4 separate regions of the Mus musculus genome follow, and regions 2, 3 and 4 are each linked to region 1. Evidence: chromatin loops called from intact Hi-C (ENCODE). Cell type or tissue: heart. All regions are shown on one strand. Region 1 holds the start of Man2c1 (mannosidase, alpha, class 2C, member 1). Region 2 overlaps Ptpn9 (protein tyrosine phosphatase, non-receptor type 9). Region 3 holds the start of Sin3a (transcriptional regulator, SIN3A (yeast)). Region 4 overlaps Cspg4 (chondroitin sulfate proteoglycan 4).

Region 1 (8,000 bases):
GAATCTTCAGCAGTTTCATAATTTTATGACTATTTCCGTCTGCCCTTCAAGGCCACCTTACCATATTCACAGTGTTGGAGGAATCTGAAACAATATACAGTTAACACTGGGCAGTGGTGGCAGAGGCCTTTTTAATCCTAACACTTGAGAGGCAGGACAGAGGCAGATGGATCTATGAAGTCTGAGGCTCTGGTCTACAGAGTGAGTTCCAGGACATCCAGGGCTATACAGAGAAACCTTGTCTCAAAAAAACTAAACCAAGCCAAAGAAAACAAACAAACAAACAAACAAAAATGCACAGTTAAATATACACTGCAATAATCATGCATGGTAGCACCCAACTTTAATCCCAGCACTTGGGAGGAAGCAAGTAGATCTATGTGAGTTCAAGGCCAACATGGTCTACATAGTGAGTTCTAGGACAGCCAGGGATATAGAATGGGATCCTGTTTCAAACAAAACAAAACAACAAATAAATAACAACAAACAGCCAAACCCAATATCTTAGCTTTTCATGGTATAGAAAACATGCTCCCTCAATATGAAATAATGGAATGTAAAAGGTAGGGTGTAAAATATCAGAGAAATAACTTTCATCTAGTAAAAGGTGCTTCTGCTCAAAGACATTTTGAGATTATGAAGACGGAGATGATAAGAATGGTCATCCCTGCCGGGCGGTGGTGGCACACACCTTTAATCCCAGCACTTGGGAGGCAGAGGCAGGCGGATTTCTGAGTTCGAGGCCAGCCTGGTCTACAAAGTGAGTTCCAGGACAGCCAGGGCACCAGGGCTACACAGAGAAACCCTGTCTCCAAACACCAAAAAAAAAAAAAAAAAAAAAAAAAAAAAAAAAAAAAAAAGATGGTCATCCCTGGTAGAAGGATAATAGGAGTAATTAATTTCCCCATGTTCTTTTATATTTACCACGAGAAAGGAGATATTAAGATTTCACTTATGTGAACACATCTGTGTAAGCGGATGCTTACCTCCGAGGGTCTGATGCTCGCAGCCTCTCGCTCAGGACATAACTGGTCTTTTCGCCTTCTTTGGTCAAACCCTGGTAGAGAAAAGAGAAGACCGGGCTTGAGGCCATTAGAAAATTCGAAGGTCGAGTAAAGCCAATGAGGGCCAGGCTCTGCCATCCAGCTGCCCTGCCCTGAATCACCGATACCAGGAAAGGCTAGGATAAAGTAATCAGGGAACCTTGGTAGCAAGTGTTCCACCCATCGGTGACCAGCACGCAGTTTATGTTTGCTAGCAGTGGTGAAGGGACTCTGGGGAGCTGGAGCTCGGCAAGCACGGCTATGGCAGGCCTTGCCCTTCTTCCCACTTCCTTCTGCCTTGTAAAACTGCTAGATTACATCCCTAAAGCTAGCCACCAAGGTCTATTCTCTTATTTGGGATTAGACCACCTCATCCCAACATAGGCTTTCTTCTTGTAGCTTTATAGACTGCCATTTTCTTAGACCTTTGTCTTCTGGGACAAACACCTCTTTCCCTTCTCCCTTGTCCTCGGTCTCCTGTCTTTGTCTCTTATTCTCTGCCCTCTGAAACAAATCAATTTCATTTGTGCAAAGAACCTGAATTGGGGTGTCTTGGGTTAACTTCAAGGTCCCTACAGATGGTCTTATGGGAAGGATCTTGGGCAGGGATTAGGAGGCCTGGTTGGTAGCTTTTCTTTCTTAAGATTTATTTATTTAATGTATGTATTGGTACACTGTATGCTGTCTTCAGACACACCAGAATAGAGCATCAGATCCCATTACAGATGGCTGTAAGTCACATGTGGTTGCTGGGAATTTGAACTCAGGACCTCTGGAAGAGCAGTCAGTGCTCTTAGCAGTCAGTCCACTGAGCCATCTCTCCAACCCCCTCTGGTAGCCTTTTTACCCATGAATATATAAAAGAAAACCCCATGGAGTGAGGCAGATATATTAATACAGGTCTATAATTCTAGCTACTTGGGAGGTCCATGGTAGAGAATAACAAGATCAAGGCTACTATCAGGGATCATTCAGCAAGACCCTTTCTCGAATTAAACGGGAGGTGGGAGATGGATTAGCTCAGTGGTGAGAACATTTGTCTAGAATTTGTGGTGGTTCTGGGTTATATTAATTAAAAAAGAAGCCCAAGGAGTTTGAGATAGATTGGTTCATCCTCAGTGTTCAGTTAGGTGGGTGCCATCGAAGAGAAGAAAGTTGGATAGGGCTCTGACTTCTTTTTTTTGTTTTGTTTTGTTTGTTTGTTTTTTTTTTGTTGTTTTTTTGTTTTTTCGAGACAGGGTTTCTCTGTATAGCCCTGGTTGTCCTGGTGCTCACTTTGTAGACCAGGCTGGCCTCGAACTCAGAAATCCACCTGCCTCTGCCTCCCGAGTGCTGGGATTAAAGGCGTGCAGCACCACGCCCGGCTAGGGCTCTGACTTCTTTTAGGACCCAGTTACTGGACTTTGAAACGGAAGCTGCATGGACCAACAAAGAAATGTCTTAGTTTTTTAAAATCTATAATGGATATAAAGTGTCATCACATAGCATTACAAAGATTAAACCTGGTATGACATTTAACATTTAACATCTGGGGAATGTGAAGTGCAGTTAAAAGAAATTCATTATTCATGGGAAGATAACTTAATACCTTACTTTATATCATTTTAGAATGATTTGAAGTTTCCCCCAATACATATGTACTATACACAATAAAACTAGCTTATGAAAACTGGGGATTTATAACACTGGTGTCCAAATTCTGGTGGCTTACAACCATCTGTAATGGGATCTGATAACCTCTTCGGGTGTGTCTAAACACTGGCAATTTCCTCAGTTCCGAAATCATGAAATTACTCTGGAGACCCATTCATTCAGCTGTGGCTTCTCCAAAAACCAGGCTAATCTGTGGCAGTATCTGGCTCTAAGAGAGGACACCTCACCTGGACAGGTTCCCCATCACGCCAGACAAGGCTTTCTCCATCGCTTTCCCAGCAAAGATGAACTTCCTGGCCCACCCAAACTTCAGGGATGACCAGTTCTACCCGAAACCAGCAGGTCCACCATCTGTAAGAGAGCCATTTTGATGGGCCTAGGAGTGGAAACCCTCGGCTTTAAGATGTTCTCCATGCATGTGCAGCATCAGAGAAATGGTCAAAGAATAAAGGGAAAGGGGGAGAGGCAGCAGGGATGAAAATACTCAAGTGAAGACGCCGAAGGATAAAGGAGCTTCTCTCAGCAGAGGGCGCCACTCTGCTATCTAGCAGACTAGGGTTTGGTCGTGGGGCGGAGCTTCGCCAAACTGGGCGTTACCCACGTGGGTCCGAAGCTGTCGCCGACCTGCGCAGGGCTGAAGTTCTGCTGCACCGCCTTCTCATAGGGAAGCCTCTCGGGCGTCAGGAAGCTGGAGAGTGTCACCGAGCAGCTGTCCCCGAAGAGCCTGGGCAGGAGCAGCTGATGGGCGCATGCTCGAAGCCGCCCCTGTCCCACCCGTGAGCCAGCGGATGGCTGGGGAAACGCTCTCCCTTGGCTAAGGCCGTGAGGACTGCCTGGCAGCTCAGCAGCACAGACCAACCTCTACCGTTCGCTCCCCAGCCCCTGGCCTGGCAGTGGCGGGAACTTTGTTCCGCGGCCCGGTTGGCCACGGCCTGGGTTTCCCTCCGGAAGGGAAGGGGAGAGCGCGCGGGTGTGGTAGGCCAAGGACCACACCTGCCGCGAAGGTTACAGTCGGTGAAGTAGATCGGGGACACGAACTTCTCCACCCGCTCGAAAGTGGTGCGCCAGTGCTTCAAGAACGGCGCTGCCGCCATGGCGATGCGCCTTCCCTCCCCGGAAGATCCTTGGTGCTGCCGGCTCGTTGCACCGCTTGGAACCAAAGGTTCCGGCATCCAACCAGCTTACAGACCCGAGCAGCTTTTCTGGGAACACCACGGCTTTTGCAAGAGGCTGGCTCTGGGGAGCCTCCCAGTGAAACCCGGAAGCTGAGCCTTCGCGGTTCTCACCTCAGCCTTGCTGTCAGACAGCTGGGTAAATTATTTTAAAATACAATGGTAAGTTTGAGCTGGTGGTGTGGTTCGGTAGGGAGAGTGCTTGCCTAGGATGCACAAAGTTCACAGACCAGGAAGTGTAAATTGGAGTAATCTGCGACAATGTAGCGCCTTTGAGTACAGCCTGAGCTACTTGGTATTCTGAAGGAAGGGCTAGGGAGGGAACCCCTGGAAGGGCATGGGAAAGGTTTAGTTTTCCATTCTCTTCACTTACTCAAGCATTGGTAACTGCATAATATGAAAAGCGCAAGGCTACTTCGGGTGTTTTCAGAAATACAGAAAAGGGGCTTTGCACACCAGTAATCCTCCATTACATTACATGCATCACCGTTGCCCATTACCCCAATGTCCAGAATTTTGATCTAACGCAGGTCAACAAGTGCAAGGAAGTTTGAATGCTAACCTCCAGCTTTAACGTTTGCAGGAGTCTGGAAGAAAATAATACAGGAGGAATCTAACTAGCCTGCTTTAATGGAAATAACCAGGTTTACATTCCAAATGCAGGTTACCCAGAAAAATGATCAAGTAAGAAATATACAATGCCAATTAAAATAACTTGTCAAAACTTGAGCAAAGTCCCTTGTTTTATTGGTCACAAGGACTTTTTCTCCTAAAAGGGCCCTGAAATCTTACCCTGACCTGCAGGGAGGTGCAGTACATAGTACATAGGTAGCAACTGCCAAGGCTGCTGCTGGTCAGACCCATGCTCCCCATCCTTCTAGGCCAGCAGTCTTAAGGAAATAGAGGGGGAGAGGTGAACCATAGCTGAGGAAGCCAGACCCTTTCTTCCTGGCATGCTGCCTCAGCCACTGCCCTACATTTTCCCATTAGGCTTGATTACTTCCAAGTTTCCTTGTCCTCCTATGAGAAAAACACCCTAAAAGCAGGATATGGTGACACACACCTGTATTCCCAGAATTCAGGAGTCCAAGGCAAAATTCATGAGTTTTTTTTTTTTTTTTTTTTCAAGACATGGTTTCTCTGTATAAGCCCTGGCTGTCCTGGAACTCACTTTGTAGACCAGACTGGCCTTGAACTCTGAAATCCCCCTGCCTCTGCCTCCCAAGTGCTGGGATTAAAGGACTGTGCCACCTTTTGAAAACCTAGAAGTCAAATTATTTTTCTTTATGGTGGTGTTGGGGATTTTAAAAACATTGTTACAATTTATTTGGTTGGGGGTGGGATATGTGGGGCCTGGGGCTCAAAACTCAGGTCTTTAGGCTTAGTGGCAAGAACCATACCCAGCTGAGCCATCTCACTGACCCCAGGACTGAGGATTTTTAAATGGAAGATAAAATACCTGGTTATGACTTGCTAGGTGATGGCTGTCGAATTCTATGACAGCTAGTCTGTTGTTCAGAAAGTCCAGGCCAACCACATTTGAGCCCCCACCCCACCCCAATGTTATGGATCACGTTTAAATGTAACTTTTAAGAAGTGGAGTCTAGTGAGATGGATGGGGATACTAGCACAAATAAATGCGCTTGCAGCCAAGCCTGAAACCTAATTCAAGTCCTAGAACTGACTACAAGTTGTTCTGACTTTGACACTTGCACGTTGATGCATATGTGCACACATACAAATAAATGTAAAAAATTTTCTTAATCTTATTTTTTGAGACAAGGTCTTTTTGTGGCCCTGGCTATCCTGAAGTTATGTAGACCAGGCTAGCTCTGAACTCACAGAGATCTGTTTCTTCCTTCTGAGTGCTGAGATTAAAGGCCCACGCTACAATTTTAAAAGCATTTGTTGGTGTATGTTGCTAAGCAATGTAAAATTCATTCCCTTCGAATTTCTACAAATACACTTGACTCTTTGGCTCGGTATCCTGAATTGTAGCCTTATTCCCAGTAAGGGAAATTAGAACTTTGAGAGGGGAAATAGGAGCCTAGGTGCGGTGTGCCTGTGCGTGAGCACAAGAACAGGCACTCAGGTGCCACAGGGCACAGCACTCCTGGGAGTCAGATCTTGCCTTCCACTATTGGATCCAGAGAGCAAACTTGTCAGGCTTATGTGGCAAACACTTTTATCTATGGAGCCATCCCACTGGCCTCACTGTTGATATGTTAATTTGACAATTACAAGTACTTATTTATTTAAAGCAAAATCCTATTTGTAACCTGGAGAAATTAAAGCCAGTCCCAACTTTACAACAGCTCTTTGGAGAGGACAAGGGACTTATGTTACTTATTTCCTTAAGAATCAAGCTTTATTTACATTTAAAAAAAAAAAAAGGAAAAAGAAAGTAAGTTGTTGGGGGAAAGACAAGTTTTACACAAAAGTACTACAATGGTATCTCCCTTTGGTAAAAAGTGTAATAAATGTCTTGTACATCTGTTTATAGGTACTAAATCTGAAGCCACATGGTACTATGGTACACAAGAAGCTAGAGCAGTTATGCTAGCACATCAAAGCATATTTCTTTAATAAAAAATTGACAGTATGTACATTATTTACAAAAAAGAAAAACCAAGTTAAAATTGTGTGTGTGTGCATGTGTGCGTGTGAGAGAGAAGCTGGTGGATGGCACTAGGGCAGACTAGTAAAGAAGCAGGTACAAAACAGTCCCATGGGAGCTAAAAAGGAGGACTGACTGGAATTTGTTGAGGCCGAGAACCAGAAGAGGGAAGAAGGTGAACTTCAAGGACTCAGAAACCAAATCCATAAGTTATTAATTCCAAAGCCAAACAGGTCTCAGATAAAATCTAACAGAGATCTTAGCTGTGCTCAAGTCAGGGTATCATCAAATCCTGGCTCCCCTCCCCTCTCTTTTTTGGAGGTGGGAAAAGGAGCAGTGACAAGATGCACCTCCATCCATCCATCCATCCAAATGGGGACAGCATCTGGTTGCTCAGGTCATAGGAAGTTGTAGTTGAGCTCTGCTGGTGTGTGCAAGCAAGCTGCCTGTCTCTGTGCTTGCATGGACTTCATTCCCTGTTGGGTCTGGGTAGTACCCGTGGGAAAAGTGCCAGTTCCAGCTTCCTAAGGTATCCATCCATTCGCATTCCTTTCGTGTATCCTGCTGGTGCCTGGTTGCACTGGTGGCTTGAAAGGCATCTTCCTTGATTCTTCAGTGTACATGAGTACACATGCCCCCACACACACACATACACACACATATTCACACACATACACACACACACACCTCTGAGCTACCTGCTCTGGCTCTGCAGTTAAGGGGCTTTGAATACTGTGCCGTATTTGACACGATATTTGTTAATGCTCACAAAGTGCAGAGTCTCTGTATCACAGGTGGTGGTGCAGGGTACCAGGCCCTCGAGCCCCTCACCCATGAGCCATTTGCTGGTCTCTGCTGCCATTTCCCGAGGCACATGCTCCTTGGTCCATTTATCCACCCAGGCCTGGAACCGCTGATGCAGACGCTTGCTTACACGCTCATGGGACTAAAATGAAAGTAAGAGAGAAAGAAGAAACAGATAAAATAGGCAAATAAGCCCTTCAAATACAAAACAATATTTATGTATATATGTATGTATTTAAGACAGAGCCTCACTATGTTGCTCCGGTTGGCCCAAAACTCACTATGTAGACCAGGGCTACATAGACTGGGCTAAAACTTGAGCAGCTTGCCTGCCCTGCTGCATGAGTGCTGGGATTAGACATATGCCACCTGGCCTGATGAGATTCATTACTTTATTTGTACACCAGTCATTCTGCCTGAAACTGTATTTATAGCATGTATGTGCCTAATGTTTGCAGAAGCCTAGCTCAGTCCTATGAAAGAACAGCCAGTGTTCTTAACCACTGAGCAATCTACCCAGTCCTCTAGAATGTTATCTTTAAAAAATGGGGGAAAGGAGAGGTTGGCAAAATAGTTCAGTGAGTAAAGGTGCCTGGCACTAAGTCTAATGACCTGTGTTCCATCCCCTGAGCCCAGAGAGAACAGATTCCTACAGGTTGTCCTCTGACCTATACACTCACACTGTGGCAATGCACACTCACATCAACACAA
Region 2 (8,000 bases), 74 kb after region 1:
TATTCTCCCAAAGGGACCTCTGAACTAGTAAAGCCAGCAGCTCATACAGCACACATAATGAAGAACACAGAAGCCAAGCAAGATAGCACAAACTGATAATCCCATTATTTGGGAGGCTAAAATAAGATTGCTGAGAATTCCAGGTCAGATTGGACTTCATAGTAAGACCTGGTCTCATAAACACAAACAACGGGTGTCAGGGGACAAGACTAGCACCAGGAGAAGAAACCTCTAAGAGAGGGCCAGCTAATCTCTCTGGGGACCACAATCATGTTGATGACAGAGTTCACAAGGTCAAAAGAAGACCATGATGATTAACAACCCCAAGAACTTGGTTTATAAAGCATACATTTTGGCAAGCAGCATCTCTAGCATAGGAATACAAAAGGACCTTAAAAAGTGATTATCATAGCAGTTTGCCACCAAGGGGATGAGTGAGTTTCTCCTCTAAACACAGACATGCCCTAAGCATTTAGCTCCTCCTCCCTACCCCCACCGCCTCTGGGCACATCACCAGTCTAAGAGGCACAGTACCTGTCCTGCCGATGCCAGCACTGCAGTGGACCACAATGGGTGGCTCAGGGCACTGCCCTTTGGAGCGAGCTCCCAGGTTGCCTACAGCCATACTCTGCTGGTTTCTGACCACTCTCAGGAAGTCAATGAGGGAAGCAGCTGAGGAAGGGACACCATAATCTGGCCAGCTTAGGAACTGGAAGTGGGTAACCTGGCGTTTCTGCCGCTCCTTACGTGAAAAAGAAGCAAGAGTTAATGTCATTCCTGTCTGCTGTCTACCCTTGGCTTTCCAGGTTCTTAAGACTTTAGAAGATCCTGTCTTCTGCTGTCAACTTTCTTCACAATTGATTTTCTACTTCAAACCCAAAGGAATGGCTATATGTTTGGGAAGGCAAATTGCTATATTATAGGATCCATATTTCTTGTTTATTATTGCTATTAATAAGTTATTATTATTGTATTATTTTATTATTAAAAACAAGACAAAAAATGAGCCAGAAGTGGTCCTCCACAGGAAAGGACACACCAACTAATTGTCCAGTCCAAACAGTCAGCTCTAGAACATAATACAAGCATTTATATGGATACAACAGATTATATTTACAACTATATATATGTATATATATGTGTGTGTGTGTGAAAATATGTAAATACATGCAATAACAATTAGTAAAAATAGAGATTATACATTTGAAAGAGCAGATAGGGTTTGGAGAGGAAAAAAAGGAAAGGAAATATGTTATAATAAAGTTATAAGATCAAAAAAAAAAAAACTACTTGGGAGGCAGAGGCAGGTGGATTTCTGAGTTCAAGGCCAGCCTGGTCTACAAAGTGAGTTCCAGGACAGCCAGGGCTAAACAGAGAAACCCTGTCTCAAAAAAGAACCAAAAAACCAACCAAACAAACAAAATCTTCCTTAGAAAAATTTATTGTCAGGCATCATGGAGCACAACTCTATACCACAAAATTCAGGAAGGAGTGGTGGGCAGATGGATCTCTATGCATTTGAGCCCAGGCTAGTCTACCTCTATCATGAGATCCAGGTCAGCCAAGGCTACATACTGAGAGACACTGTCTCGAAATAAAACAGTACCTTATTTATTTACTTATTGACTTAGTTAATTGTAAGTGCCTAGGCATCTATGTTAGGAGTACACAGACAGGCCAGAGAAGGGCATCAGGTGTCCTCTCTAACACATGCTGCCCACTCTTCTGAAGCAGGGTCCCCCTGAACTTGGAGCCAGGGATCCTCAACTAGGCCATAAGCAGAAAGCCTAGTAAGTCTCTTGCCTCTGCCTCCATTAGATCTGATGACAGGCATAAATGGCCCCCCAGCTGGATGCATGGGCGCTACAGTCTGAACACTCGTCCTCATGATTGAGTATAAAGTACTCTAACAGCTGAACCATCATCTCTCCAGTCCCTCAATGTAGTTTTTCTGAGACAAGATTCGTACTGTGCAGTCCAAGCTATTTTCCACCTTGTAATCCTGCCTCAGCCTCCTCTGCAGAAGGATAAGAAGCATGGCTTAGCATACAGAGTCCCAATGTTGAAATTTTTTACTTCTCTTTAATGCCACTCTTTTAAAATAAAAAAAGAGTTATTTATTTATTTTATGTATGTGAGTACACTGTAGCTGTCTTCAGACACACCCAGAAGAGGCCATCAGATCCCATTATAGATGGTTGTGAGCCACCATATGGCTGCTGTGATTTGAACTCAGGATCTACTCAAGAGCAATCAGTGCTCTTAACCACTAACCATCTCTCCAGCCTCTTAATGCCACTCTTATATTGAGGCGATAACTTCATTAGTTCTGAGTTGAGGGTTTTTTTTGTTTGTTTGTTTTTTGAAAGGCGGTTAATGGGAGGTATCTCTATTTGGAGCTTATTATATAGACCAAGCTGACCTTGAATTTATAGATATCAACTTGCCTCTGTCTGGAGTGCTGGGATTAAAGATGGACACTACATAACTGGCTTATCAGTTGATCATCTGTTTATTACCTCCCTAAAGTCCTGCCTATTCCCTCTAGACATTTTCTTTTTTGTGTGTTTGTTTTATTGGAACTCCATACACATACCAGACCGACCTTGACCTCACAGATATCCACCTCTTCTTACTGAGTGCTGAGATTAAAGGTGTGCATCACCACCCTCAATGAGAATCTCTTAAAGGAGCTCCCCTAATTTCAAAAGAGAAAATAGAAACCTGCATTTACCTCTGTGTTGTGAATTTCTAGAGTTGTTTTCTTATAATGGTTCATGTTTTCCACTCCTAGATTAGTCACCGTGAGGAAGCCAAATCGGATCCGGGAGTCTTTTTCTAAAGGCCAGTACTGGCCACATTTTCTCCTGCCGCCTTCCTCAAAGCTGAAGACATACAGAGCAAGTTAAGCCTTCTCTCTTCAACTAGCTGTAAGCCGCTTCCCACCACAACTGCTGAGCTCCTAGGCAGCAATGTGATCTGCACTGCTTCTGAAGTCTGCACTGATTCTTGGCAGAAAAATGACATCTCTTCCTTCTAAACAAGTGTTAAAACAGCTAACATTCTTACATGTATACATTTAGCAGACATGCATTGTACATTCACTGTATCATCTGTCTCCTTCCTGATACTTGGTTGTATTTCCTACATATAGTAGCAAATCCACACTGAGGCCTAGACCTTGGCCACTGCTCAGTTTCTTTCGACGAAGGGCCCTTGGCTGACACAGGAGTGGGGAAGACAATTCTCCCAACTACAGGTGGCTGTTGACAATGCTCTGAGGACGGGAACTGAGGGAGCATCGCTTTTCTTCCCTATCTGAAAAAGGTTATAATTAATGATGAAACTAATAAACTATGAAATTCCTTACATTTGGCAGAATTGCCAAATTTCAAAAACAATCCTTTATTCAGAACTTCCTGCCTTATGTTTCAACCATCTTTCTGTTCCCTTACAGGTAGAGATATTAATGAACAGAAGAGCCATCAAAAGAAGGAGGAAATGGAGAGCAAAGGGAACTGGTAATGCAGTGGCCAGGAAGGCACCTTTCCTCTGTAGACAAGAGGCAGCTTCAAGGTGTGCTGCTGGCATTTCCCAGCACGTCCTTTTGTGAATAAGGCCAGAACCCCAGGATAGGCTTTAGCGCACTAGCCCTGGGTCCCTACAGTTACGGATTAAATATTTCTGCAAGGCTAACACTATCTCCACTGTGTCCTACCATGTTAACTATAGATGTGGCATAGCTTTCTTAATCATTCAAGCTTAGGGTCATGGAATCTATGGTTAAAAGAAGACTAACTCACCGGGTAGTCATGACAATCACCAAAACTTTTTGCTCCCAAACCATAAGCCAGAAGTCACGATAGGTGTTCTCCAAAGGACCTGGAATGAAAGGACAGGAGGGAGAGCGGGCCTTTAGAAGCATGTCTGTCTTCCTCTACTTGTCTTCCAAATAGGATCTCTGAAGTACAGACTGAAACAGGATCTCACTCATATAGACTCAGACTCACTATAGTCCAGCCTGTCCTTGAACTCTGTCTCCACCGCCCAAGTACTAAGATTACAAGTATTCATATGAGCCTTGTCTTAGCTCTCCTTATTCAGCAAGGTCCTCAAACCAACCATATCATCTCTGTATGGGTGAGTATTTTATAACTATGGTTCTAGAGGAGTTAATGCCCTCTTCTGGACTCTCTGAGCACTGCATGTATGTAGTGCATAGACAAAACACCTATTACATAAAATAAAAGGCTGGGGAGATGGCTCAGCAGTTAAGAGCAATGACTGCTCTTCTAGAAATCCTGAGTTCAAGTCTCAGCAACCACATGGTGGTTTACAACCATCTGTAATGGGATCTGAGGCCCTTTTCTGGTATGTCTGAAGACAGCTACAGTGTACTCACATATATAAAATAAATAAAAGCCGGGCAGTGGTGGCGTAGGCCTTTAATCCCAGCACTTGGGAGGCAGAGGCAGGCAGATTTCTGAGTTCGAGGCCAGCCTGGTCTACAGAGTGAGTTCCAGGACAACAGCCAGGGCTACACAGAGAAACCCTGTCTCAAAACAAACTAACTAATAAATGAATAAAAATTTAAAGATAAATTACACTGTACCAAAAATAAAAGAAATTAAGTGTTCAGATTCCAAAGATTCCAGGTGAGCCGTATGTAGGAACATATGTAGCGCCTGAGGCTCTGTGGCTCATCATGTACGGTAGCAAGGGTCAAGTCTATACCTACCTGTCTGTTTCTACCTCAGTAGCCCTCAGCCTCATAATACAGTAACTACTAAACCAGGTTACTTCTGGCCCCCACTGTCTCAAATCCCATAGTCTGAACAGAGACCTAGTCTTCAGAATTCTTTCACTTACTTATGTACTTTCTCTCCCTCGCCCCCTTTTCCTGTTGTGAGATGGGATCTTACTGTGTAACTCAGAGAGGCCTCAAACTTGTGATCCAAATATAGGCATGTGCCATCATGCCAAGTTTTCTTTCTCAACTTTCTTATCTCTAATAATAGGACTTCTAGTATTCTTGGTTAAAATTATTATTGTCACTGTTGTTTTGTTAGTAAGTGCTGGGGTGTGATGAGGTGGCAGGCCTGCCATAGGGCACATGCAGCCTTGAAAGGACCTGATTGCTAAGGACTTGTGTTTTAGGATTGTTTTCTCCTCCACCTTACATGGTGGAGCCATCTTTCCAGCCCTGACTCCCACATTTTACAAGAGTAAATGAGGGGCTAGAAAGATGGCTCAGCGGTTAAGATCAATGACTGCTCTTCTAGAGGTCCTGAGTTCAATTCCCAGCAACCATGTGGTGGTCTGTAATGAGATCTGGTGCCTTCTTCCGGTGTCTGAAGAGAACTACAGTGTACTCACATACATATAATAAATAAATACATCTTTTAAAAAAAAGTTGGAATCCCTTGGGAGGTGGGGAATGACATATGCCTTTAATCCCAGCACAACCTAGGCTACAGAGTGAATTCTAGGACAGTCAGGGCTGACAGAGAAACCCTGTCTGGAGGGGAAGGGAGAAATTCCTGGAATAACAACAGCACACTCACACTAAAGAGGGGAAGAGGGGTAAAAGCCATTGATGGTGACAGATGGTGACACTTGGGAGGCAGAGACAGATGGATCTCTAAGTTCCAGTACAGCCAGGGCTACACAGAGAAACCGTATCTTGAAAAGAAAAAAAAGGGGGGGGTTGGTTTGTGAAGTCAACTTTAACACACCCATCACCCATTTGCATCTTCTCCCAGAAGTTATCAAGCAAAATGTTTTGCCCTTGAAATTAAGTGTCTTTCCTACATCTGCCCTCTCCCCTGTTTTTAATACAATGTTTCAGTACGATGAGAAATTTATCATTTTTAACCTAAGTTACTAATACTATTCTAATGTATTTTTCTGAATATTTCTTCCCCCTTACAGTTTAATACTAAAAAAAAAATACAGTACAGACACAATGTATTTCTCTGACTCTGTTCCATTCATTATATTGTCTCCCTCATCTGTAATACCACTCCATTGTTTAAGACTTGTTTTTTCTTTTCTTTTTTTTTTCCGAGACAGGGTTTCTCTGTCAGCCCTGACTATCCTAGAATTCACTCTGTAGCCTAGGTTGTGCTGGGATTAAGGGCATATGTCATTCCCCACCTCCCAAGGGATTCCAACTTTTTTTTAAAAGATGTATTTATTTATTATATGTATGTGAGTACACTGTAGTTCTCTTCAGACACACTGGAAGAGGGCACCGGATCTCATTACAGATGGTGGTGAGCCACCACGTGGTGCTCCTGGAACTCACTCTGTAGACCAGGTTGACCTCGAACTCAGAAATCCACCTGCCTCTGCCTCCCAGGTGCTGGGATTAAAGGCGTGCACCACCACACCCGGCTAAGACTTATTTTTGTATATGTGTGTTTGGATGTAGGAGTGCTTGGCAGATGTGTGTGGGCACCTGCAGAGGTCAGACTCGCTGGGCCTCGGGTTACAAGCATTACAAGCTCCCCAGTGACCCCTGGAAACTGAACTCTGGTCCTCTGGAAGAGCAGTAAATGCTGAGGCATCTCTCCAGGCCTTCTGTCTATTTTTAAGTGCCCAGTCTTCCTCTAGGCTCTTATTGACCAGGACACTCAAAGGACTTTCTCTCCCATAAGCTCTGGATGGCAAGGCTGGTCCTAAATATTTCAACCATTTAAATTATAGCATATTACATTGGACAGTAAAGAAAATCCCCATTTCAGTAAATAGATGTGAAGGATAAATGCCATTTGCAAAACTGTCCATTATAATTTGAACCTAGGGGCTGGTGAGATGGCTCAGCGGTTAAGAAGAGCATTGACAGCCAGGCGTGGTGGCACACGCCTTTAATCCCAGCACTCGGGAGGCAGAGACAGGCGGATTTCTGAGTTCGAGGCCAGCCTGGTCTACAAAGTGAGTGCCAGGACAGCCAGGGCTACACAGAGAAATCCTGTCTCGAAAAACCAAAAAAAAAAAAAAAAAAGAGCATTTGACTGCTCTTCCGGAGGTCCTGAGTTCAATTCCCAGCAACCACATGGTGGCTCACAACCATCCGTAATGAGATCTGACAACCTTTTCTGGTGTGTCTGAAGACAGCTACAGTGTACTTACATATAATAAACAAACAAATAAATATTTTAAAAAATAATAATAATTTGAACCTGCACGATGAGCACTCTCCAAAAAATGTCTTTGTGATAACTCCTCGGGATAATTCTTTGTTTTCCCAGTGTTTTCCCCTCTCTATATTCAGAGAAGCAGGGTAATATCAAGGGTTAATTGAGACCTGAAAGACCAATGGTCCCATTATTTTTGTTAAAGTCTTTAGTAACCACTAACATTGTGTGTGTGCATATGTAGGAACAGCCTCTCTACTATACATGCGGAAGCCGTGGTCAAGGCCACCTGCCTTGGTTTGCATTTAATGGTATTTTTGTTTTGTTTTGAGATGGGGTCTCTCACTGGAACCTGGTATCTGCCTAGTAGTTACACTGGATAGACCTGAACTGGAGGGATCCTCCTATCTCTGCCTCCCTGACACTAGCACCCCATGACAGCTCACCATCATCCTGTTCCATGGGGTTTGACACTGTCTTCTAGCCCCCATGGTCACTGCATACATGCATGCAGTGAAAACAATTATACATACAAAACAAAAGGTAAATTTTAGAAACAAAAATAAAGACAAGAAGTAGGAGGAGTGACATCCTAGTCTGCAAAGCTAGGTTCCATCACATCACATCAAAGACAGGCAGACAGACAGACATGGAAAGACAGAATAAAGGATCTTATTTCAGAGTGAGAGAAATGGCTGAGTGGTTAAGAGCAGTAGCTGTTCTTTCAGAGGACCCAGGTTCAGTTCCTGGTAACCACATAAGAGCCCACAACCACTCTAATCCAGAGGATCTGATGCCCTCTTCTGACTTCTGTAGGCAATGCATGTATGTGGTACAGAGACTTCAATGTAGGCAAAATAC
Region 3 (8,000 bases), 57 kb after region 1:
ACATGAAGCTTTAAGGACTAGAAGTTACATAAAACCAAAAGAGAACACAAAATTCTAAGTTACCTTTGTGAAACTAAGCTTATGTAACAAAACCTTCTGTAGGTGAAATCAGTCAAGAAATCAGAGTATTTTACTTAAAGAGAGTTAAATCTTTGACTTAAAAAAAAAAAATTTAGCCTTGGGGTATAGCCTAGCGGTGAAGCAATGCTTATGTGCCCTAAACTCACTCCATCACTTACAATCATAAATTCAATACTTTCTCTAGAAATAAAATCTCAGATTTGTTAGGAGCTCAAATGGTAAACTGAGTTTAAAGTCCTAAGCTACCAAAAATGGTAGCAATTTTTAGGTATCAACCCGTAAAGGCGCAGTAGCTGAACATCAAGGGAACTCCAGGGAAGGTTGGCGCCCTCCACAATTCCAGTCCCTGATCACTCTGCCCCTCCCCCACCGGCCACTGTCGGGGAAGCAAGGGCACAGCACCAGCCGCACCCCACCGCAGACACTCCAGAGAGGACGCTGAGTATCTCGTCCCAATAATTACAACGAAGAGGAGCAGCTGACCACGCTTCTACTCTCCCTAGCTGTTAAGGCGCCATCCATGGTGTGTGAAGCAAAGTAGAAGACTACAGCTACGGGCCACGATGCCCCAAGCAGAATGGATGAAGAAGCCACAGCATAAAGTCCGGACACCTCCACCGTTCCCAGTCTACAAGGGGCCCTCCCACCCACGGGGATGCTGGGAGGAGCAGACACGGAGCCCTGACCCCCTGCCAGACGCCACAGCGGGCTTTCCCCAGCTCCTCTTCACTGCTAAGGAGGCGGAAATCCCGGAGGGGGCGGGGCGGGAGGGGCGTGGCATCACAGCCCCGGACGCGCCTTCCGGCCAACCGGATCCCGCTAAGGCGGGGGAACACAGGCTTCACGCCCCCTCGCCACCGCGCCCTGAAAGCCACACGCCGGGACCCTCTTCCCGTCCCGCACGCCCCGCGGACCCAAAGCAGTTCAGCCAGTGGTCCCGCCCATAAGGGAGAAGGGGCGGGGTCACAGCCGCGGGCCTTTAGCGCGAGCCCGTCCCGCCCCTTTCTCCACCACCGCACGCGCGCCGGCCCCGCCTCTGATCGGCGGGACTAGGACCCGCCCCTCCGTGCGCACCGGGACTACGCTCTCCTCCCCCTCCCGCACTGAGTGCGGCTCCGCTCCGCCCCCCACAGCCACGCACGGGAAGCCGAGGTCAGCCCCCCCGAAAAACACACGCCCTCCAGTCCCGGGTTACCCGCCACCCAGCTGCTGGGCGGACCGCGGTGCGGCGTGCTCTCACCGCAAAAGCTCCAGCCACTCAGCCTGTGCGTCGCTCCCGGCGTGAGCCTCGCACCCAGCACGGAGGCCCCGGAACGGCGCGGGCACAGGCCCGCAAGAGCGGACTGGCAACCTCCTTTGCGCCCACGAAGCGGTCACAGGCCTGGGTGCCCAGACTGGGAAGGAGGGAGGGAGGGAGGGAAACTCTAAGGGGGGAAGGGGAGGGGGGAAGATGGAGAAACCGTCTCTGCCGCCTCTACCGCCGCGGCCGCTTCTCTGTTACCCGGGAAATCCCGCCCACTCTCCCGGCCCGCCCCGCCGAGGGAAGGCTTAACCTCGCTCCGCCACGGGATATATTACCCATCCGTCAATGGTTTAGCCAATCACTATGCCGCAAAGACCTACTCCCGCCCTCTTCCCTCGCTGGGAGGGGAGAGCGAGCCGCTCACCTTCTCCACGCCCCTATTGGCGGGGAGAGTCCCTAACTCAACCCCGCCTATTGGAGACTGATTGCCGAATCCCTCCTCCGGGCTCTAATACTATTGGAGGAAGAGGAGTACCTCTTCACATCTCATTGGAGAGTCTCACATATCCCTCCCCATACCGCCCCAGCCACAGGCCTAACAAATCGGCTCCCGCCTCCGCCGGTCCCTGCATTGGAAGACTACCTTTGCTTCTCTCATAGCCCCAGGAAGGTAAGTAACCAATGTGGGGTAAAAATGTCCTTAAGTGAGGCCGACTCCACCCACTACACGGCTGGGCCAGGCCCCGCCCCCAATGATCTGATTGGACTATCTTGGCGCCGGTAGGAGCCGCCATTGGACACGGCGCCGGTCCAGGAAGGAGACCATTCCGCCCTGCGCGAGGATGCTGAACCTTAGCAGTCCTTTTGTGGAATGTTTACACTGGAGACTGAACCTCAGCGTTCCAAGGCCGGGATCGGAGATGGCGGGGAGCTCAGCGGCCGAAACCCGAGGCTTTGAGATTTGAAAAGGAAAAGGCAGTAGTATTACCCGCCGTGGAGAATTAACCAAAACAATGACAGAAAGCCTTGTCCTTCCTACCCACTTATTTTTACACTTTCACGGTCTTCTAAACACAGCCATCTGGAGCACTCAGCAGCTACTTTCAGCAAGCCGACTCCAAAATTAAGGTCTGGAGCTCTAATCTGATCCAAAAGCCCAGATATTACTAGCTGGTCACTAGGGCTGACTGAATACTGTGACACTGGGACAACCAGAATCTGCAGCCCTCAGGGGGCGGAGATAACCCAGCGGAGGCCTTTAAATGTCACCGCCTGGGCAAGCCTCCGGAAGGCGGAGCATGAAGGGAAAATGTATACTCTATTGGTCGGGTAGATCCAGGGACATTTTAAACTGGAGGAAGAGAGGCTGAAAACCTCACACAGACCACTGCATAAATAAACCTTGAGTGTGCACTTACGTTCACAGAAGGAGTAAAAATTCCAGATTGTGTGAAGGATATGGTCTTAAGAATGACTGTTCAAGGGGAAGGGCTGTAATCGCAACCATTCGCGAAAGGGCAGGAATAGTCTGAATTTAGGAACCCTAAGGCCAGCCCTTCAAAAAAAAGGGGGGTGGGCATTCCTCCTTAGCAGAGTGAGTTAATGGCGGTCTCTAAGCCTTCTGGGTAAGTAACAATGCCTGAACACAAAAAGTGCTTTGAAATACCTAGTTCTTGGGCTGGTGAGATGGCTCAGCGGCTAAGAACGCCGTCTGCTCTTCCAAAGGTCCTGAGTTCAAATCCCAGCAACCACATGGTGGCTCACAACCATCCGTAATGGAATCTGATGCTCTCTTCTGGAGTGTCTGAAGACAACTACAGTGTACTTACATATAATACATTAATTAATTAATAATAATAATAATAATAAAGACCTAGTTCTTTTATTTATTCACTAGTAAGGCGTGGGCCCGATGCCGACCTTGCTTTGGGGAGGCTTTCGCTGTGCCATGAGAGGTTAGGTGGGATTAGTCTTACCGCATTCTAGAGCAAAAGGGGGAGAGGGAACCTCCCTAGAGTCGAGTGTCCCCAGGAGATACGACACCGGGGAACCGTTTCGTAAATCCAATACTGTCCTCCTGTAAATCCTGCGGAGACTGCCATAAACAAGTGTTGGCAACAGGTGGGTCTAACTCCTAGGATGGCTTCACGGCGTGAGGCCATAGTAAAGAGTTGTGAACTCCAAGAGTGGCCGACAGGTGGGAGCAGCCACACCGGTAGCCAAGCCAAGCCCTGTTCCAGGACAGTGCTCTAAAATAAGAAAAACTAGCCAAACCGTTCCAGGCTGAAGTAGCACTCCAAAACTGACAGATGCCTATCCTTAACTGAACTGCCTTACCCACCAGGCTGGGTACCTACCATACAATGTACAGCACTCCCACCACGGTATCAACAAACACCCCCGAATCCTTGCTAGAAATGAGCCTCACGGACTTCCCTTGACTGCAGCGACCGAGGTATCGTAGATCTTGCCAAAGGTTCCATTACTAGGTTGTCATAATCTTAGATTCCGCCGACTAAGGATCAAGATTGCCTTGCACAAGGAATTAAGGATGCGGCCAATGTCCAAGCTTTCTGAAACTTAAATTTAAGGAAGTCAAGGGGCACGGAGAAAAACAGCAAAAGTTGATCGGGCTGGAGGGTAGAACTCATTCCCTCCCCTCCGTGCAGCAGCCCTGGAGCGATGCTTTCTGGAGTAACAGCGCAATTGTCGGGCTTCACCTCGAAGGCTAGCCGATCCCTAGACTCGGAAGAATCTTTGTGTGCCTCCAAGGCTTTCCCCGCCCCCCTAACTAAGGGCGCGGAGCCTGAGACTTCCGGGCGGGAGGGAAGTTGCAGGGAGCTAAAAGGGCCTCAACCATGTGCTGAGCGCGCTCACGAGAAAGGGGGGGCAGGGAGGAGAACGTCTCCTCCTAGCTTACCCCAGAAGGGGAAGGCCTATCCAATTCGCCAATCAGAAACAGGGACGGGGGCTTGTACCTCACGTAAGCCCCAGGAATCCTCCCTCCGCCCTTCGAAGAAAAAAAATTTTAGCAACTTAAACTCCAGTCCAACCTCCCGATAGGCGGAGCTCTAGAGAATATCATCCAATGCATACACGAGAAGGGAAAGAGGGACTCGAATCCAACCAGTGAAAGACAAGAGAAGGCGGAGCCTCTGGAGAACCCAAAGTGGGTGGAAGAGGAAATGTCCCCGCCCCTCTCGGGTCCCCTCCAGGCCGGTTGCACAAGCTCCCTGCAAGAGATAGTAAACAGTCTTGGCCAGGCAATGGAGGCAGAGATGGCCGCGCATTTCGAGAACTGGCCCTGCGCCTGCCCTCCCCGCCTGCACCGCCACTGCACGCAGTTTGCTCCGGTGCCCCGCCTCTCGGCCCGCAGCCGCCATCCGGCTGACAGGCGCGCCCCTCCCCGCCCGCTGATGCATTTCCTTTTCCCTATTCCAAGCGTGGAGTCTGTTTTCCCAGTTTCCGACCTTCACTGCCCCTTTCAGGCCACCCCTTCGTGAGCGCGCGCGCGCACAAGGCTGCCCCCTCCCCGTACGCGGCCCTGTGGCACGCAGCGGCACCTCGCGGAAGAGGGAGCCCCGGCAGCACACACACTACTCAGGGAGGGGGAGCAGCCGCCGCGGCCGTGAGGTGGGCGGGGAAGGAGGCAGCTCCATGTTTGCGAGGGGATCAGCTGGGGCCGCGAATTGAATCCGCCGAGTTCCTAGAGCTTTTCTACACTCAGCAAGCGCTCCACGCCGGACCGCAGTCTAGCCGGTTCTGCAGCCGAGTACTTGCTAAAATGCCGTGTTCGGACACACCGGCAGCTCCCAGGCTAGTGGCTGGAACCTCTCCCGCCCCAAGTCTCCTCCGGCAAATACAGCCATTGCCCCCGCCCCCAGAGTCCTTAACAACCGCGGGCCCACGGTGCCCGCGCCTCCCCAGAGCGCGCCCACGACCCTTCCAAGTTTGCCGGCAGAAGCAAACGCTCAGGGCGGCCACTGCACTCGCCCAGCGTGGTTAGCGGAGAAAGACCGTGGGGCCCGGCTTGCTCTTAAACTCCAGCGGTCGACCAACTCCGGACACCGTGAGCTCGGTGGGCCCGACTGGCCAGGCTGCGGCCGCCGCCCCCTGCCGAGGCCGCTCGCCGCAACCAGGGCCCTCTTCCCTCTTTTTCTTCTTTATAATTATTTTTTAAAATATTTTTAAAGCATTTACAAGAGCAGTTGGTCTTCTGCTGGCCCATTCCCCAATGAGCTTCCTAAACCTATCGAAACCGACTGCTTGGTAAAATAAATTGGGCGGCGCGGCCGGCGCGAGGGCGACCCAGGCCGGGCCAGCCCCCTCCCCACCGTTCCAGCCCTGCTTGGAAACACACTACGAGCGGGCGGCGCCAAGCGCTCTCCTTCCTGGCCTGCCCCTAGCCTACCTCAACCGCGGGACTCCGAGCCTCCCCGTAGCTCTGTCTTGGGGACTGCAGCACCCACACAGACTTTGTGCAGCCAAAGCAAGCGACCAAAGAACTAGACCCCCAAAATACCGAAATTGGGGAGACCAAATTAAAAGCAGCTGTTTAACATACCTCCGGAACCAGGCGAGGAGTCCTGAATGAGAGGGAACGCCCCCCAGTATCTATTGGCTTTCCTGCGTATACGTCAGTCCCAATGGGTCCGCCTCCTCTCTCTCCCCGCCCCTTCCCCTTCATTGATCGCCCCTTGCCTCCACCGAAATAAAAATAAATAATTAAACTATCCACGAGTAAGAGTCGCCTCCAAAGCAGAGGCTCTTACATCTCTCACACCGCCACTTGGAGTTTTTCGAGGACTTCGGACTTAGGCCTTTTGGGATTTGGAGTTCCGCAGGGTGGAAGCTAAAGGAGGTGCATCTTAACTACACGGCCCCGGTTTCCTTCACACACAACCCATTTGGAGCTGGGTCTGGAGAAACCTGTAACAGTCTATGGCCCTACCACTTGGACGCATCATATCTCAGAAGCTAAACAGAGTCCGGCCTGGCTAGCATTTGGTTGGATTAGAGGTAAGTAGCGATTGGCTGCAACGTCTAGACTTTCCTGGCTGTTAAACGTGTGTCCAGTCTACATTGTAAGGTGCCTTTCAGCCATGAATTCCGAAAACCTGGAAAACTGGCACTTGTCTGAGCCGCTATGGGGTGTGAATCAGGTATTTCACTCTGTCTGCTATCTAGTGCAATTTTAAACTGGCTGGAATATTCACGATATCCTCCAAACACTCAGATGCTTGCTGCAGGAAGTAAGGCGAAGTCTTTCCCAACCCTATCTCTCTCTCTCTCTCTCTCTCTCTCTCTCTCTCTCTCTCTCTCTAAGTAGATCCACAGTCATTTCAACATGAGTAATTCTGTTTAGCTAGCAGTCTGAACAAAGAGTGCCACACACACATAGCAGGCACAGAGGCTGTTGGACTGGTGAGTTTACTGGCAACAAAGGTGCATCTTGGATTGGGGAATAGATTGGGAAAAGCAATGGCAAATTTGTCCCCTATTCATCACCTAGTCCAGAAAAGTCTCCTCATTTTGAGCAGCCCTCAGATGAAGCTCTTAACTGCCTCATTTGCTATTTATCAGTAACATATTTGTTCAAAAGAGCTGAGCAGAAAGCACGTGGTTTGAGCAAGAAACTGTTTTGTTGTTGTTGTTCCATCCTTTTGCTTGTTTTGTTTTGGAGACAGGATGTCATGTAGCCCAGACTGATCTCAAACTCATAGCAGATGGCATTTTCTCCTGCTTCAACCTCCCCAAGTACTTGGATTCTAGCTGTGCATGACCATATCAGCTTTATGTGGTTCTGGAAATCAGACCTAGTACTTCATACATGCTAGGCAAGCACTCTTCCCATTTAGTTACAGCCCAGCCCCCAAGAACCACTTATTTTGGAGGTCATTGAAGAAAGGGAGTTAGCTTGGGTATCAGGTAGGATATGAACAGGAAAGGATTCTCTGGCAGCTGGATGACTATGCCAACAACCTAGTTATTTATAAGAACTTTACAATGCTTTATATGGTGATAAATAAATGCCTGTCATCTCATCATTTGGGAGGCAAAGGGAATAAGACCTTGAGTCCAAAGCCAGCCTAGGCTACAGAGTGGATCTCATCTCGTTTAAAGAGAGTCTACTTGAGAATAATCCCAAGGAAGAGGAGGCAGCTGGCTCAGTGTAGATAACAGAAGAGGTAGCCAGTGGCCTTCTGTGGTTACTAGATGAAAGAGGGTTGGCATAGCCAGTGTTGTGTTCAGGTAAATCTCTTCCTAGTTCAGGGCTTCAGTTCCCAGAAAAATGAGGGAGAGCATGGGTCTACAGAGAAGGGGTCCTTAAAGATAGTGTTAGGATCCTTCCCTGACTGGAGTCCATGTGGAAAGCTGTCACTGAGGGAGACAGGACAGGTGAGAAGTACAGACTTAGGAAGGGCAATGGCATTCCACCTGGTATACAGGAGCTAGAATGTCTGTGGTAGCTGGAAAGAACTGTGTAGTGGCAAAGGCCAGGTGATGAGGACAGTGGGTTCAGTGTGAGGCCTGACACAGCCGTGAAAGTCAGTGTTCATCCTCTCTAGAATGAGGATCAACTTTTAGCTGAAGGCATAAATAGATACTGCGTTACTGAGGTGAGGCACAGTGGTACTACAGAGAGAACACTAGTCAGAAATGCTGAGCCCCATTT
Region 4 (8,000 bases), 240 kb after region 1:
TTGCTCCACTGATGTCTATTGAATGTTTCAAGCTCTGTAGCTAGGCCCAGATGTGCCCCAGTGGCCTCACCTGAGACTCTATCGCCATGACAGCAGCTCTGCTGTTGAGTGGCTCAGGGAAAACCCAGAGACTTCCTTGGCTCCTTAGCTCCTTTCTCCCTCCCCACCCAGGTCCTACCTGGGTTACTGCAAACGTTTTCTCGCTCCTGTTCTGCTCAAGGCCTCGGCCCACCGCCTCTACAGTCCTAACACAGGGTGAGCCTTTGAAAACATTCGATTAGTTTCCTGCTTTTGTTTTGAACAAGGGTCTTACTATGTTGCCCAGGCTGGCCTTGACCTCCCAAGCTCGAGTGATTCTCCTGCCTCAGCCTCCCAAGACGCTGGTGTGTGCCACTGTGCCAGATTGAGGCCAGTTCTGCTCACTGCTGCATCAGCTCCACTAACTGATCACGAAGACTCCATTGGTATCCAGGAGACCTCACATCAACTTTATGACCCATTCTTTAGGGCCTCCGAGTTTATGTTCAAGCCCAAGTAGTATTCTTTGTTTCTGTAAAGAAATCTGTTTCCTGCCCCTTCTGATCAAGACACACCCTCATGCTCTACCTCTGTTTTCCCCTTTTAGGAGGGAAACGCAGAAAGATTTTCCTTCCAGCAAATCAGGGCTTGCACGATAGTAAACCAGAAACGGAGTGGGGTGGTTGTGAGTGAGCCATCTCAGAGTCCCAGAGCGCTGCAGTCGGGTTGTGTTGTCTACACCGGGAGCTGATCTGCGTTAAGGGAGGGGCGTCCCCTCAGCGATTTGCTTCGAGAAGGAGTACAGGCTTTTAAAGAATTGGTTTATCAGGTTCCTGAGAACTTTCCTAAGGCTTCAGCGGTGACAACTGATGTGGGCCAGATGTGTCCTAAAGGATTGAAGGCTGTCAGTTGTAAGTAACCTCTAGTCTAGGCTGCTGGTGGGCATGGTGGGAAATGGAGCCCCTCCCCTGCCCCCAGCAGTGGTGGTGGAGGTCAGCGTGACACCTGGCTGCCTGTTGGTGCTCCTGTACGAGAAGGCCCTAGCGAGCAAAAGGCAAAACTCGGGCCAGGTGCGGGGACAGTATCCTTAGGTGAAGGGAACTCAAGGCTTAATCCTGGTCTTGCTTCTTACGAGCCATGATACTGAATAAAAGTCACCAGACTGCATATGCACTTCTTTATCTACAAACTGAGGTTACCTGAGCCCTTCTAGCCCAGTGTCTTGAAGGGCAGTGGTACTGTCTGTCAATCCACTGCCTACTGCTGCCTGACCTCTGCCAGGGGAGGAGGGTGTCTGTGCCACGTAGCCTCTTTCCAGCCTTCTTGGGTGGCACTGCCAGTCTGGCCCCCTGGTGGCCACAGCCTTGTGTCCTTCGTGTTACTGGAGCATGGGGGGGGGGTGTGTGTGTGCTGCTGGGTGGGGGAGGGGCACCGTGGCTTTGTCCCAGCCTCTCCTCCTTCCAGGACTCTGATAACAAGGCTCCCAGTGACTCAGGACATACAGCTGCCCTAGCCACTGGCAGATTTCATTGTGGGGAGGGGTCAGAAAGGGGCTATGGTAGATGCTAGGGCCTGGGAGAAGTGAGAACAGAAGCCAAAGAAGCAAAAGAAGTGCAGGGTCTGAGGAATCTTACTTGACCCTCTTTAAGGCAGCTTCCTCCTCTGAGCTACCTGCTGGGTGGGAGCTGCTCCCCCACACCCCGCACCTCCCCCCTCTGTGTTCCAGTACTTCTCAGGAGGAGCGCACACCCTGATGGGGTAGAAAGGAACTTGTGGGGCCCAGGAGGCCTCTGAGTGCTGGAAAGGGACCCGGAGGTGGGTCCTGCCCTTTTCAAGGGTCAGGGTAAGCCCTGTTGGAAAGTTCTTGGAGCAGCACCATAGTGCTGCAGATCCAGTGGCAGGGCCAGCCATGTTCTCTTGGATCCTGCTCATGTAGAAAGAATAGGGGTCATGCTGTGACCACGTGGCCTCTAGGTGGGAGCACCAAGCATGCTGTTTGCTCTACCGTAGCCCAGAGGAGCTGCTCACAGTGCCTTAGACCCTGTGGGGACCAATCCGTGAAGAGTGATGACTGCTGGCTCACACTAGTTAGCACCGACAGCCCTGGCATCTCAGCCGCTCAGTCAGCCTCAACATGCGGCTGGAAATTATAATTTTGATCGGTGGTCCTGGTGTGCCCTAGGGACTCTGCTCCGAAGAGTAGATCTCAGTGTCCCTCAGACTGGCCCACTCTGCCTGGGACTCATCTGCATCCAGCTTGCTTACATTCTCTGGCATCTTTCCTGAGTCCCAAGCTCAACTTTATCCCAAACTGTCCAGCCTAAGTGAGCTCATGCCCTCACCAGCCGCTGGGGTGCCTCTGGCCCTCCTTCCTGGGCCCTTGTCAGCCTCTGGGATCCAGCTGTGGCTTCCTTCTGGAGGCCTAACCCTGAGCTGGGACAGGATCCAGAGAAGCTAGCTGCCAGTGAGGTGGATGCTCCAGCTGGCAGCCACCTGAGGTAAGGTTGGGGTCTGTGTGGTGGCTGAGGAGTGAGGCCCTTACCTCAGCCTGGGTGAAGTTCACCAAGACCTCCTCTGCACTTCCTTGCTGGGCATGGAGGAGTCGGCCAAGCTGGGGGCCTCTTACCACCCGGTAGAGCAGGTGACGAGGGTCAGCGCCTGTGCTGGAACTGGCGCTCAGGCTCTGGCTGCTGAGCGGCTGCACAGACTCTGTGAAGCATGGAGGAGCCTGTTAGCTTTTGACAGGAGCCCAGACAAGGGTCCTGGGCTACCATCCTCCATTCTGCCTCGGCTAGCCAGCATGCAGACCTACCTGGACAGACGGTCAACTTCCGGGTGCCCTCCAAGGAGAGGAGTGCCTGCTTCTGGGCCACCACTCGGAAGAAATGTCCAGGAGAAGTGTGTGCGCCGTCAGAGAGGTCGAAGTGGAAGCCTCCTTCCAGGGCTCCTGAGCACAGGGTGGGTGGAGCTGGGTCCTGTTGGCCCAAGGTAGCTCCCTCCCCTCAAGGTACCCCCACCCCAGGAGGCTGGAGAACCCTCTCAGCACCCACCTCTGTGTGAGAACAGCACAAGCCCACTGTCCAGCTGGGCCTGTGTGAAGCGGTGGACCTCGGTGTCTGGTGCCACCCTCAAGGCGATCCGTCCGTTGCTGGGCTGCTCGATGGTGTAGACCAAGTCTTCTGGGCCCGAATCATTGTCTGTTCCCCTGAGGGCCTCAGGAGGGATGGGCACAATGGCCCCCTCCCAGATCTAGGGACACAGACCGTGAAAGTCCTGTCCACATTGTGTCCTTTCCATCCCTTTCCTCCTGGCCCTTGGACTTTCACCAGGCCCCCAACCTGCTCTGCCCGGCTGTCATGGACACCTGTGCCATTCTGAGCCTTCTTTCTCATTCTCCTTTTCTGTCACGCAGGTTCCTTCTCCACCAGCCCTGATCTTAATTGTACCTCAAAGCCAGACCACAACCTCCTGCCTAGAAATGTTCCTGTTTGGTCCTTACTTCAGAGATCCCTGTCCCTGACCAAAGGTGCTGCCGGGTCTCCCTGGTGGGGGGGCCTTCCCTTTCCTCCTGCCATGGCATATACCATCTGGCGCGGGTGGGCACAGGACAGAGGCAATGGTGTTGGCCAGCGCAGAACACTTAGAAATAGGCTCTCCTGCCAGTTGAAGCTCGGGAGGGAGGCGGAGAGCGGAGAGCTGATTCCTGATTCCTAGCTGAATCGGCTAGGAATCCACCCGTGCAGTGCAGGGGAGGCCCCATAGGCTACCCACCCACGCAGGGCAAGGTCTTCTTCCAGAGCCCTGTTCCATGTGGCACAGGGCCAGTCACTGAGGCCATTCTGGGTACGAGGCCCTCATCTCAGAAAACGTCCTTCTAAAACCCAGGAGCTGCTTCTCCCTCCCAGAGTCCGAGAGTAAGTTAAAACCAGTGTTGGACTCCAGGGGGCTAACATGGGTGGATATTGCCACCTAGTGGCCAATTTACCACACATCATTTCCAACTTAGGCATCCCTTAGTTATCTAGACCCTCAGCCTATATATAGGGAAGCTTCGTTGTGATCTTTATTTGCTGTGACCCTCGAGCTCCCAACCTGCAGCCCACAATACAGGACTTATAATACATTTCTTTAGGTATTTTGGGCCTGAGACATGAGGGAAAACCTTTCTGTGAACAGGTGGGTCCAAGGACAGGCAAGGTCAAGGATGGTCTTTCTAAACCAAGACTGCCCAGTAACAAAACCTCACAACTGCGTTTTGTTTTCAGCACTGTATCACATCTCTCCTTCCAAGTTTGTGGTAGTGAACCCATTTCACAGAGGATGACACTGAGCCAGAGAGAAGGGACTCTAGTCTCTTTCTGGGACCAGAGATGGGATAGGTTCAGGAGTGAACTCACTTGCAGGCCTGTGTTTGTGGTGAGAACAGGGGGTTGGTCATTAACAGGAAGGATGGTGATCGTGAAGGCCACGGGCTGGCTCTGGCGGTCCATCTCTGAGGCATTAGCTAGCAGAACAAAGGCGTCTGTCTGTGTCTCACTTCCATCATGCACGTAGCGGATCAGCTGCTCTTCCACCTATGAGGAGACCCAGGATTGGTTGTCAGGCTTCAGCTAGCCCAAGACTCAACAGGGATCTTGGGACCAGCACCCTTAACGTCCCATTGTTAGGTACAGGAGACAGATCCCTTTAGAACACATTTCCACAGGTAAGAAGTGTGTATGTGGAGAGATGGCTCAGTGGTTAAGAGCACTGACTGCTCTTCCAGAGGTCCTGAGTTCAATTCCCTGCAACCACATGGTGTTTCATAACCATGTGTAATGGGATCTGGTGCCCTCTTCTGGTGTGTCTGAATAGAGCAATGATATATATTACATTCTTAAAAAAAAAAGAAGTGTGTGTGTGTGTGTGTGTGTGTGTGTGTGTGTGTAAACAACAACGTTTCCATTTCTCAGGGGAAGACTGAAATTAAAGCATAAAGCAGTGCCAGTAACTAGAGCCGAGGAGGCGCAGGTGTCTCCGGTACCTCTCTCCAGGAGAAGGTGCTGAGGCTCCCATCTTGAGAATGATCCTCCTTCTGCAGGGCCCCGTGCTGCGGTGGCTCTAGCACCTGCAGGACAAGGCCTGGCAGCGTGGGGAAGTAAGGCCCAGTGATCTGGACCAGAGGAGGGGCCAGCGTCCGGGTGCCGCCCTCGGGAACGCTGAAGTTTTGAACATCCAGGGGGATGACTGTGGGCAGCACCTCCAGCTCCACAGAGATGCCTTCAAGAGGATCACCCAGGCCCGAGGCCACATCCAGGGAGAAGGAATCACTCCAGGCTCCAGGGCGAGAGTGCAGGTAGAGAACCCGGCCTGAATTCACTGCCTCCTGGGAGAAGCTCTGCACAGGGTCCAGGCTGGGCGGCTCCTCTGCTGAAGCGCCGTGGGACACCATCACCAGGTAGCCGGCGTTCGGGGGGCTTCTCAACGAGAACATGATGTCGGCAGGCAGCACTGCCTCCTGGACCACCTAGTCAACAGAGACGATGGGGACAAACGGGGTCACAGGCTGTTGTGGACCTCAGGTGGCAGAACAGGCTCGGTCGCCACGTGTGGCTAATGCTTTGCTCAGGATCTGCTATAGCTGACACTATATACCACAAGAGGGCGCTCTCACCATACCTAGCAGCACAGGCTCCCAGGTCTTAAGCAGTTTGCTGATTTGGTCCACCCCAAAGGAGGCTGAGTACTCCTTCAATGCCTGCTCTACCCACACAAAAAAGTCTAAGCACCACTCTTAAACTACACTGCACTTCTGATTCTATGCCTTTGCAGAATACACCCCCCCCCACACACACACTTTTTAAAGATTTATATGTAAGTACACCGCAGCTGTCTTCAGACACAGCAGAAGAGGGCATCAGATTTCATTACGGATGGTTGTGAGCCAGCATGTGGTCGCTGGGATTTGAACTCAAGACCCTTGGGAGAGCAGTCAGTGCCCTTAACCACTGAGCCATCTCTCTAGCCCCCAGAATCCATTCTTTTAGCTTGGAATGCCATCTGCTACTTTTTTTTGCTGTCCATACTCCATACTTTTCTCTTTTCTCCACTCTTCTCCTACCTCTTCTTTTGTCTGGCCTGGAACTCTCTTAATAGACCAGGTTGGCCTTGAATTCAAAGAGCTCTGCCTGCCTCTGCCTCCTGAGTGCTGGGATTAAAGGTGTGCACCACCAAAGCTTGGTTCATATGCTGCCTCCTCTGGTGTGGACACTTCCTGACATGTTTAGTCATGGTCTTTCTCAAAGTCCAAACACTCAGAACTGGAAGGGCCTCAAAACTGGGCCTTCACAGTAAGGCAGTGAGCCAGCTGGTCAGCATTGCGCTGTGAGCTCCCTGAGTTAACAGACACCATCACAGGCCCTCACAGTTCTGTTGTGGAGTCTAGGGAAAGAGCTAAGGACCTGTGGATCTGAGGGGCAGCGCTCCTAAAGGTCACCCCTCATGGTAACCTCATAGGGACTGTGACAGGATATACACTCTTGGTCTCTGCTTCAGAGATTCTGTGGATCTGGCTGGAACCCAGATTTTACACGGCTATCCATAGCAAGGACACATGTATATGTGATCTCTGGAGGTGCGTGACACTTAACAGGTAGGTGTATGTTCCTAGACACATGCAGAACTACAACACATACAGGTGACTACTGAAGCTGTAATACTCCTAAGACCTGCATCCCCACAGGAACGCCCCCCTCATGGAAGTACCCTCAGCTTGGCAGGCCTCGTGCACTGCCTTACCTCTAGCTGGTCCCTTCTGATCTCAGCCGCTTCCCCCTGGAAGACGTAGATCTTTTTGTGCTGCACCAGTTGCAGTGGGGCCAGGGGACCCTCGAGGGCAATGGTCACTTGTAGGAAGGTGTTAGTGTGTACTGGCCCTGCTGCCACAGAAAACGCCAGGGTGTCTTGGGGGCTGAGGCTGCCATTGTGGCTGTAGAGGATGGCCCCATCGAGCAAGTCCCGTTGGGAGAAGGAGGTGACTGACTGGCCATCCCGGAGCAGCTGCCCCCACTGAGGACCAGCGGTTACATGGTAGTGGACCTCATTTCCACTTCGTATGTCCAGGTTGGTGTCCAGCTGGAGCACAGCAGTGTCAATGGTGCCCTGGCCTCCTTGAGGAACCACGAGACTAGAACTATTGGCTACGTGAAGATAGGGTTCTGAGGCTTGGACCTCCAGCATGGCAGTAGCCTGGTGCTGCCCATCAGACACCTGCAGCTGGAGCCAGCCGTGGTCGGCCCCCGAGTGCACAAACAGGACTTGCTTCTTCCTGAGATCCTCTTGGGTGAACCGGTAGATGGGCCTCGTGGGCTCCTCCATAGCCACAATGCTGCCAAAGAGGAGGTCCTTGCGGGTCAGCACCAGTTGCGCATCACTGAACCCTGAATCAGCATCGCTGAAGGCTACATCATCTGTAGTCAGCAGTCGCTGTCCACCCCGGGCCACGTGGAAGACACGGCTAATGGTCTGCACAGGGGCGTGGTCATTCACAGGCTGGATGGCCACTCGGAAGACACCACGCACCTCCTCCCAGGCCATGTCACCACTGCCCTCTCCCTGGCGTGTGGCCACAAACGGGATATCATCCTCTATGGTCTCAGAGTCATCGTGCTGGTAGACCAGTCGGCCATGAAGTAGGTCCTCATTAGTGAAGGATGTCACTGGGGTGGACTTCCCCTTTGGGTCCCTCCAAGCCAACTTGCCATGGTGAGGCTGCTCCATCACCTCATAGAGATAGCTGGCGCTGTTGAGACTCTTGACGAAGAGGTGGTCGGCAGACAGCACGCCCTCCCCTCCCTCGGGGACCATGAGAAGGACGTTAGTGAGGACGGGAGCATTTGGGTCACCACCAATGTGGATGGGGAATGTGTAGAGCGGGGAGAAATGGGGTGGGGATGTGACCCGGAAACGGAAGGAGTCATCGGCTGCCTCAGAGGTCCGCATTG

What was found. A loop is a pair of places that touch in the nucleus more often than their neighbours do. Peaks named below come from ENCODE experiments on the same cell type or tissue, not always from the same donor. Only the 100,000 strongest peaks of a DNase experiment are listed, where the experiment ranks them.
Region 2: it touches region 1 in a loop (6-fold over the local background); 13 of 42 quality-filtered maps call a loop at or near these places.
Region 3: it touches region 1 in a loop (4-fold over the local background); 14 of 42 quality-filtered maps call a loop at or near these places.
Region 4: a loop joins it to region 1, with 9 times the contacts of the local background. A loop is called at or near these places in 15 of 42 quality-filtered maps.

What each region holds. Positions count from the first base shown.
Region 1 is chr9:57,126,579-57,134,578 of GRCm38, reverse strand. It overlaps Sin3a (transcriptional regulator, SIN3A (yeast)), which reads right to left. Exons shown (of 22, transcript NM_011378.2): 22 at 6,211-7,431. The coding sequence ends at 7,201. Man2c1 (mannosidase, alpha, class 2C, member 1) reads right to left here and starts at 3,802. Exons shown (of 26, transcript NM_028636.2): 1 at 3,690-3,802; 2 at 3,298-3,420; 3 at 2,924-3,047; 4 at 987-1,057. The coding sequence starts at 3,790. It overlaps Man2c1os (mannosidase, alpha, class 2C, member 1, opposite strand), which reads left to right and starts at 3,289. Exons shown (of 2, transcript NR_102289.1): 1 at 3,289-4,030; 2 at 4,452-4,597. In heart, CTCF peaks have their summits at 3,005 and 3,220 (motif pointing right); DNase peaks (open chromatin) are centred at 3,308 and 3,858; H3K4me3 peaks cover 2,242 bases; H3K27ac peaks cover 1,608 bases.
Region 2 is chr9:57,052,596-57,060,595 of GRCm38, reverse strand. It overlaps Ptpn9 (protein tyrosine phosphatase, non-receptor type 9), which reads right to left. Exons shown (of 13, transcript NM_019651.2): 10 at 3,804-3,882; 11 at 2,735-2,885; 12 at 535-742. Gm10658 (predicted gene 10658) reads left to right here. Exons shown (of 3, transcript NR_045886.1): 2 at 2,795-3,327; 3 at 3,458-3,699. Among named protein-coding and RNA genes, the nearest start is that of Gm10658, 15 kb to the left of the region's middle. In heart, CTCF peaks have their summits at 4,183 (motif pointing left) and 7,949 (motif pointing left); no DNase peak of the experiment used is centred here.
Region 3 is chr9:57,069,952-57,077,951 of GRCm38, reverse strand. It overlaps Sin3a (transcriptional regulator, SIN3A (yeast)), which reads right to left and starts at 1,576. Exons shown (of 22, transcript NM_011378.2): 1 at 1,322-1,576. Gm10658 (predicted gene 10658) reads left to right here and starts at 5,986. Exons shown (of 3, transcript NR_045886.1): 1 at 5,986-6,343. It overlaps 2700012I20Rik (RIKEN cDNA 2700012I20 gene), which reads left to right and starts at 1,903. Exons shown (of 2, transcript NR_152107.1): 1 at 1,903-1,994; 2 at 2,109-2,749. In heart, CTCF peaks have their summits at 2,065, 3,506, 4,356 and 4,898; DNase peaks (open chromatin) are centred at 1,041, 1,701, 4,411, 4,811 and 4 weaker places; H3K4me3 peaks cover 7,204 bases; H3K27ac peaks cover 6,413 bases.
Region 4 is chr9:56,887,582-56,895,581 of GRCm38, reverse strand. Cspg4 (chondroitin sulfate proteoglycan 4) reads right to left here. Exons shown (of 10, transcript NM_139001.2): 3 at 6,796-8,000; 4 at 5,042-5,524; 5 at 4,416-4,592; 6 at 3,069-3,267; 7 at 2,831-2,965; 8 at 2,561-2,727. Among named protein-coding and RNA genes, the nearest start is that of Cspg4, 26 kb to the right of the region's middle. In heart, CTCF peaks have their summits at 1,340 (motif pointing left), 3,990 (motif pointing left) and 5,648 (motif pointing right); DNase peaks (open chromatin) are centred at 1,371, 3,871, 5,591, 7,801 and 1 weaker place; H3K4me3 peaks cover 998 bases; H3K27ac peaks cover 1,288 bases; H3K27me3 peaks cover 871 bases.